2 separate regions of the Homo sapiens genome follow, and region 2 is linked to region 1. The links are chromatin contacts, found by Hi-C in ENCODE. All regions are on one chromosome and are shown on one strand. The core of a region is the stretch at or near the end of the contact, and the rest is flanking DNA. Distances in the headings are between cores, read along the strand shown. Region 1 has its middle 37 kb from the start of MINDY4B. Region 2 overlaps MED12L (mediator complex subunit 12L).

The links. A loop is a pair of places that touch in the nucleus more often than their neighbours do. Pooled maps may share reads with other maps.
Region 2: a map of naive thymus-derived CD4-positive, alpha-beta T cell shows a loop between it and region 1 (20-fold over the local background). The contact joins two enhancer-like sites. A Hi-C loop is called at or near these places in 23 of 168 maps with a recorded cell type or tissue (CD14-positive monocyte, HCT116, IMR-90 and 15 more), 1 of 37 single-sample maps with no recorded cell type and 31 of 50 pooled maps.

Annotation. Positions count from the first base shown.
Region 1 is chr3:150,866,131-150,869,896 of GRCh38, reverse strand. No RefSeq gene overlaps it. Among named protein-coding and RNA genes, the nearest start is that of MINDY4B, 37 kb to the left of the region's middle. Within about 2 kb of position 1,421, at least 2 of the 41 ENCODE cell types and tissues checked have a DNase peak (open chromatin) inside an H3K27ac peak, as active enhancers do.
Region 2 is chr3:151,144,548-151,148,294 of GRCh38, reverse strand. All of the region lies in intron 5 of MED12L (mediator complex subunit 12L), which reads right to left. Among named protein-coding and RNA genes, the nearest start is that of GPR171, 57 kb to the left of the region's middle. Within about 2 kb of position 1,455, at least 3 of the 41 ENCODE cell types and tissues checked have a DNase peak (open chromatin) inside an H3K27ac peak, as active enhancers do.

The sequences.
Region 1 (3,766 bases), core at 172-2,671:
AATACACTGGACAAATAAGTGGATCCCTACAGACTTTGGGCTTATGTGGTCTTAATCTTACTTACATTGTGCTTTTCCTGAGGTGCGGGCCTGTTTTTTGTTTTATGGACACTACATTGTTTCTTACTGAATGTCTCTTTTGGAGTTGACTGCTTAGAGCTGAATTAAAAAACACACCAGTGCATTAGTAAGGAACTGCTCAGCTGCAAGTAAGAGATCTCACGAAAAGTCGCAAACAATAAAGATATTCCTTTTAACAAGAGCTGTCTAGCTAGGGGATCCATGACTCAGATCATCATGGTTCATCCTCTGAGTCTGAGAACAGGGCACTTGATATTAGAACAAAATCAGGGTTTTGTAGAAGGAAGAAAAGCAGGATGACTGTCGGGTAGTGTATCGGTCCTTACAAAAGCCAACTTTTAAATTGACCTCATTCTTGTATCCATTTTATGTTCCTTCCCTTATTCCTCCTTTGAATTTTTAATTTGTTTATAATTTATGTTAGTTTGCCATATTTTATATGGTATTGTAATTTGGGTTAAATTATTCCTGGAACAAGTCTATAAATAAGTAAAATAATGGAGGAAAGATTAAGTACCTACGTTTTAGATGTAAAAGTATAATTTTGATATATAAAACTATTAATTACTTTGTATATCAATGTTCAGTGAAAATAAGTTATTTTATCTTATAAACAGGGTACCCGGTAATACTTGATTTTTTTCTTCAGAGTGGAGACATGTTATTTAAAAATAACTGGAAGTGGCTGGGCGCGGTGGCTCACGCCTGTAATCCCAGCACTTTGGAAGGCCGAGGTGGGCGGATCACGAGGTCAGGAGATCGAGACCATCCTGGCTAACACGGTGAAACCCCATCTCTACTAAAAATACAAAAAATTAGCCAGGCGAGGTGGCGGGCACCTGTAGTCCCAGTTACTCAAAAGGCTGAGGCAGGAGAATGGCGTGAACCCAGGAGGCGGAGCCTGCAGTGAGCCGAGATCACGCCACTGCACTCCAACCTGGGCGACAGCGAGACTCCGTCTCAAAAAAAATAAAATAAAATAAAATAAAAAAATAAAAATAACTGGAAGTTTCTCAGAGCCATTAGTTCACTTTTAAACTTTGTTTTGAGAAAAATGACTTTTTTTTCAGCTTCTCAAATACAAAGCAGAAGAAAGCTGTTTGCTTGAAGACGGGGATATTAATTTTTCTGACTAGTCATCTAAACTGACTGTGTCTTTAGTGGGAATGAACCCTTGAGGCGATGGCAACTATTTTCCTCTTTCAAATATCAACTTAGACTGGAACATTCCCCCGAATTATTGTTTGCTCTTAGACAAGATGTGTGAATCATTTTTCCAAGAACATTCTCACCAATGTCACAAGACCCGTAGGAGCAGGCCAGGTTGGGGGAGGCCTAAGATTCCCTTCACTTCACACTGTGGAAATAACCCTGAATAGCAACTGGCTGAGACTGGACCTGAGCTGTCCAGGCTGTGGGCACTCTTCAGCCACACCTGGGCCTGCATTTTCTGTTAATGGTTGTAATTCCCTTGTCAGGGCCTTAGAGACATAATCATTCATTCATTCATTCATTCAATGTTTTTTATTTTATTTTTATTTTTATTTTTGAGATGGAGTCTCACTCTGTCGCCCAGGCTGGAGTGCACTGGTGTGACCTTGGCTCACTGTAACCTCCACCTCCCGGGTTCAAGCGATTCTTGTGCCTCAGCCTCCCAAGTAGCTGGGACTACAGGTGCACACAACCACTCTGGCTAATTTGTTTGTATTTTTTGGTAGAAATTGGGTTTCACCATGTTGGCCAGGCTGGTCTTTAACTCATGACCTCAAGTGATCTGCCCGCTTGGCCTCCCGAAGTGCTGGGATTCAGGCATGAGCTACCATGCCTGGCCATTCAATGTTTTTTAACATGCCCTATGTGCCAGGCACTATGCTTGATGCTGGGGAAAATCAGCACAGCGAGCAAAATCAGATGTGGCACACCCTCTTTTCTTATGAAACTTAGGCTCTTCTGAGGAGATGGCAATTAATCAAAAAGCACTTTAATAAAGATAAACTTGAAAACTAAGGGAAGAGATTTTGGGTGCGTCAATCTTATAATAAAGAACTGAAAGAAAAGGAAAAGGCATGTCTGAGGAAGAGATGGTTAGCTGAAGTAAGAAGGCTGCATAGAGATAACAGGGTAAGGGGAAGAAGGGCAAGCAGATGTGAAGCCCTGTGGTGAATGCGCCTGAGGAACAGAAAAGCCTGTGGGGCTAAAGAGTGGTTGTGAAGCAGCTGGAGCAAAAGGTGGGGCCACCGCAAGGCAGTGTAGACTATAAGGTGTGAGAAACCTTGGAAAGGTTTTAAGTGGCCTGGTAAGATTTGCATTTTGAACACATGCCTCAGAGTAGAACATGGATTGGAGAGAGCCCCAAGTGCATGCAGAGACCAGTTAGGCATGCGGAGACTAGTTAGTTAGGCAGTGGTGTGGACAAGAGATGGTCAGAACAGAATGGAGGCAATTAAAGTAGACTGAAGTGGGCCTCTCAGGAGACACCTCTTGGTAGGTAAAATGGAGAAGGCTGAAATAGGTTGCATGGGGAGGGAGATGAGGAAGAAAGAAAGAAGGATCAAGGATGACTTCTAGGTTTCTGATTTGATAACTGGATGGAAGGTTGTACCTTCACAGAACTTGGAAACACTCAAAACATACCAGATTTTGAGGGCAAGAAATCACACATCTAGTCTTAGACATGAAACATTCAAGTGGAAAGGTAGATTAATGGATCAGAAATAAGGATCTGGAAATCAATGGAGAGGTTTGGACCAGAGAAATAAATACACCTGGGAGTCACTAAGGGTAAGTAACATGGTGGCCTGGGGTAAGACTGCCCAAGGAGAGTATGAAGCAAGAAGATAGCTGGGCCTAATGCTGAGCCCTTAGGAATTCTCGTGTCAGCAGTCAGGCAGTGTGCGAAGAGCCTGGAAAGCAGGCGCAGAAGAAATAGCCAGAGACAGAGGAGAAAAATGAGAATTGAACTGTGTCTAGAAACCATGCCCTGTAGGTAAGGGCAGGCATTTCTTCCATCAATCATCGTGGGAACAGGAAGGAGGACGCCTAAGGAGAGGGAAGAAAGGCTCTCCCCACCCTAATGCTGCTGCCAGAGCTGGGAGCCTTGCACAGGGCCTGGACCAACATTTAGGGAACACAGCCAAGTGACAGAGAACGGCAAGTTGTCAGAAGTCCAAGGGGCTTCTTAAAGCAGAGACACGATCAGGAGAAGTAACATTTTAGGTTTTCCTGCATTGTAATTCCTTTGTGTTTAAATTAAGATGTTAAACATTCTAGCCTGATATTCCCTGTGCTTTGTTTGGGAAATTAAGAGAGGGATCTGCTTCACATGTAGAGACACTTTCTAACACCTGGAGAAGCCAGTCTTGTGAAGGAAAGAGGTCTCCTGAGAAGCCCAGAGCAATAGAACAGGATAGAATGATGAGCTAAGGTGTGAGGAAAATGACGCCAGCAAAAAAGCGCAACAGAGAAAACCAAATCAGATTCAAGATGGCGGCAAGAAAAGCCCAGTCTCAAAAAAAAAAAAAAAAGGGAAAAAGAAGGGCTGGGCGCAGTGGCTCACACCTGTAATCCCAGCACTTTGGGAGGCTGAGGCGGGTGGATCATGAGGTCAGGAGTTCCAGACCAGCCTGGCCAAGATGGTGAAACCCCGTATCTGCTAAAAATACAAAAATTAGCCAGGCGTGGTGGT
Region 2 (3,747 bases), core at 206-2,705, 280 kb before region 1:
CACCAATTGGGAGAGAATATTTCAAATCATATATAAAGGAGTTGGATCTAGAATACATGATGAACTATTAAACTCAATAATAAAAAGACAACCCAGTTAAAAAATAGGCAAAGGATCTGAACAGACATTTCTCCAAAAATAATAAACAAATGGCCAATAAGCACATTTAAGATGGTCAACACCATTAGCCGATAGAGAAATGCAAATCAAAACCATAATGAAATACCGCTAGGACAGCTATAATAAAAAGACTGATAATAACAAGTATTGACAAGAATGTAGAGAAACTGAAATCCTCAGGTGTTCCCCACGGGAATATAAAATGATAAATGTAATATGTGGAAAACAGTAGGATAGTTCCACAAAAGGTTAAATATAATGTCATCACATAATCCAGTAAGTTATACATACCCAGGAGAACTAGCCTGTATATCTAAGAGAAATGACACATGTCCACACAAAGACCTGTAAACAAATGTTCATAGCAGGATGTTCATTATAACCAAAAAGTGAAAACAATCCAATATCCGTCAGCTGATACCCAGATAAATAAAATGTGGCATATGCATACAATGGAACACCATTCGGCCCTAAGAGAGAATGAAGTACTGAAACCTGCTACCACATGGATGTACCAGGAAAACATACACTAACTGAAACAAGCCAGTTTCAAAGGACCACATGTTGTATAATTCCATTTATATAAAATGTCCACAAAAGGCAAATCTACAGAGAAAGTAGGTTAGTGGTTGCCTGCGGCTACTGAAGGCAAATGGGGAGTGACTGCTCATGGGCATGGGGTTTTTCAGGGGTAGCGAAAATGTTCTAAAATGTGGTTAATAGCTTCACAGCTCTGTGAACATGCTAAAAAACACTGACCGTAGACTTTAAATGGATGAATTATATAGTATTTCAATTATATCAATAAAGCTGGTTTTTTAATATTCAAATATTTAAAATGTCTTCTTGAAGTACTTAACTACCAATAAAATGAAGTAAAAGATTATTTCTTCATGAAGTAAAAGAAAAGATTACTCCATACTGATAAAAAGTAAAACACTAGGAAATGATATAATTTCACAGGTGGGGGGAGACAGAGAGGATAAGGGGTAGAAACAAGAGTGACTGTGAGTCAATGGTTAAAGCTGGGTGAAGAGTAAATGGGTGTTATTATATACTTCTATATTTGTACATGTTTGATGTCCCATAATAAAAGGGTTTAAAAGTTAATCAGTTGTACCCTATAAAATGAGCCACAGAAAATCCAAAATCCCATACTCAGCCACTGTTCACATGGGGAATGAAAAGTAGTCAGTGCACTGATTGGCTGCCTGGATAAATAGCCCAAATGAAAACTGCTGCCTCAGTGCCACAAGACCAGCAGAGTCAGACCACTGGCCAGACTGCTGGGTTCTGCTGAATGATCAGATAGTTAAATCAGGTTCTCTGGCTGGAGAGCAGGAAAAGAGAGAAAAGGAGGAGGGGTGGGGATGGGCTGTTGGTACACAGTGGAAATGACACAGCGTGATACATTACTGAAATACATTTTTGCTTTTAAAAAGTTTTCCTCTAACAGAATTACCTGTAGAACACTGGGGACAAATACAGAGTGCCTGTTTTTGTCTGGATGACTCATTTTACTATGTTATTTTAAACCAGCCATTTCCCTCTGGTTTTAATTATTGTGCAATGACACCGTGCAAAGTACTATTACTTAGGGATCAAGTAGGCAGCTCAAGATCAAATAAAATAAAACCCATCAATATGTAGCAGCAAACACTAAATGCCTACCACGACCCTCTACTGGGATATGAGGCTACAAAGAGAAGAAAGTGGCCCTGCCTGAGGTGCACATGACACAAAAGTAGACAGCAACAAGGTAAGTGCTCCATTGTACCCTGAGACCCAGGAAAGGAAGCAAAGAGGCGTTTCATCCACATATTGGGGAAGGTACAAAGGAGTTCCACACACAGAAATGGCAGCGTGTGACATTTCAGGCAATGCAGATGGCAGGAAGGCAGAGGGAGTCACCAGTGAGGCGCAGGAAGGTCCCCAGAGGCCAGAGTTCCTCAAACGCTAGTGCACAAAATGGTCACCAGAGGGTGCTGGTTCAACGCACACGTTTATTTCCAACTCCAGGGATTTCAACTCCAGAGGTCTGGAGTCGGGTGGAGAAATCTGCTTTTTTAATCAGCAGCCTGGAGGACTCTGACCCAGGCAGTGGCAAGCTATGGAGTTTGGTTTTTTATCACAAATGGGTAACTGAAACATTTTAAACACAGCAACGGCAAGATCAGATACGTAAATTAACGCTATTTCTCAGGAAGTTGTAGGGGAAACCCTGGAAAGGAGGCTGCCAACTCCATCAGGGAGGTGACTGCAGCAGGGAACAAAGAGGCAGGTGCGACACCTTTGTGAGGCAGAAGAGGAAACACCCTAAAGTGGAGATGAAGGAAAGAGAAAGGGCAGCTAACACATTTCCGAATGGGTGGTCCTGGTGCCATCAACGGAGATGTGGAATTACAGAGAACAGCTGGGGAGGGGTGGCAGGGCTGGGTTCAGTTTGTTATTTCCTTAACTTGTTTTAATGAAACTTCTTATTTTGAGATAACTGTAGATTCACATCCAAGTGTAAGAAAGAGATCCCATGGACACTTTACTTAGTTTTGCCAAATGTTAACTTCCTTCAAATCTATAGTACAATATCGCAACCAGCATACTGACACTGAGGCAACTCACCAATCTTACCCAGGTTTCCCAGTTTTCAGTTTAGTTTTGAATACGCCAGATTTAAAATGCTGGAGATATTCATGGGAAAATATGTTAAGGAGCAGGTGGATATGCAAGTCTGATACTCAGAAGGGTCAGGGGAAAGATGCAAATGTAGCGAACATTACCATATGTGGGATGCAATGCCTTAAAGAATGTGTTCATGACTACAGAAGTACCTAGCAGACACAATCCTGGGGACAGACCAGTTTATCATGCAGAGTAACAATATTGGTAGTGCACTCGCTGTGCACTGGCCCTCTTCTAAGCCCCTGACATGCATTAACTAGCTTAAGAGTGGTGAAGGGCACAGGTTCTAGAGTTAGCTGGCCTGGTTCCTGCCCTGGCTCCAATCACTTACCAGCTTTGGAGTTTTAGAGCAAGTCAGCCCCTGGGTGCTTCAGTTACTTGCCTGTAAAACAGGGCTAGTAAGTGTTCTTAGCCTATACAGAATTATTTTGAGGATTAAATGAGATGCAACATGCTAAAACAGTGACTGGCACAGAGCGAGGGCCCAGAAGAAAGCAAACTTACATGGTTTACAAGGCTGGGTAGGGAGGAGGCTACAAAAAAGGAGGAAGTAACCTTAGGTGAAAGTAGCATCTCTCCAACCAAGACTGGAGGAAGACGGGTAAGGACAACCGCTGCAGGTAGGTTTACATGATGCAGGTATGTCGGGGGCGGCAGTGAATAGGTCACTGAGGGAAACTGACAGGACTGTTCCTCTGGGATGTTCCTGGGACAGGTGGTGGGGAAGGGAAGGAAGACTGAAGAGAGAGGTGAAGAGGTGAAGATATGACCAGCCACAGTGAGTGAAGGGCCCTCTGCCTAAGGAGTGAATAACACAGCTGAGGAAGGGGGGCAGTACCCCAGGAAAGACAAGGCCATTATAAGGCAATATCTAAATACTTGCCCAGTTGTGTGTCAGGTAGTCAATGCTTAAGATTTCAGAAGAAAAGAGACCAGCGTGGCCAAGTC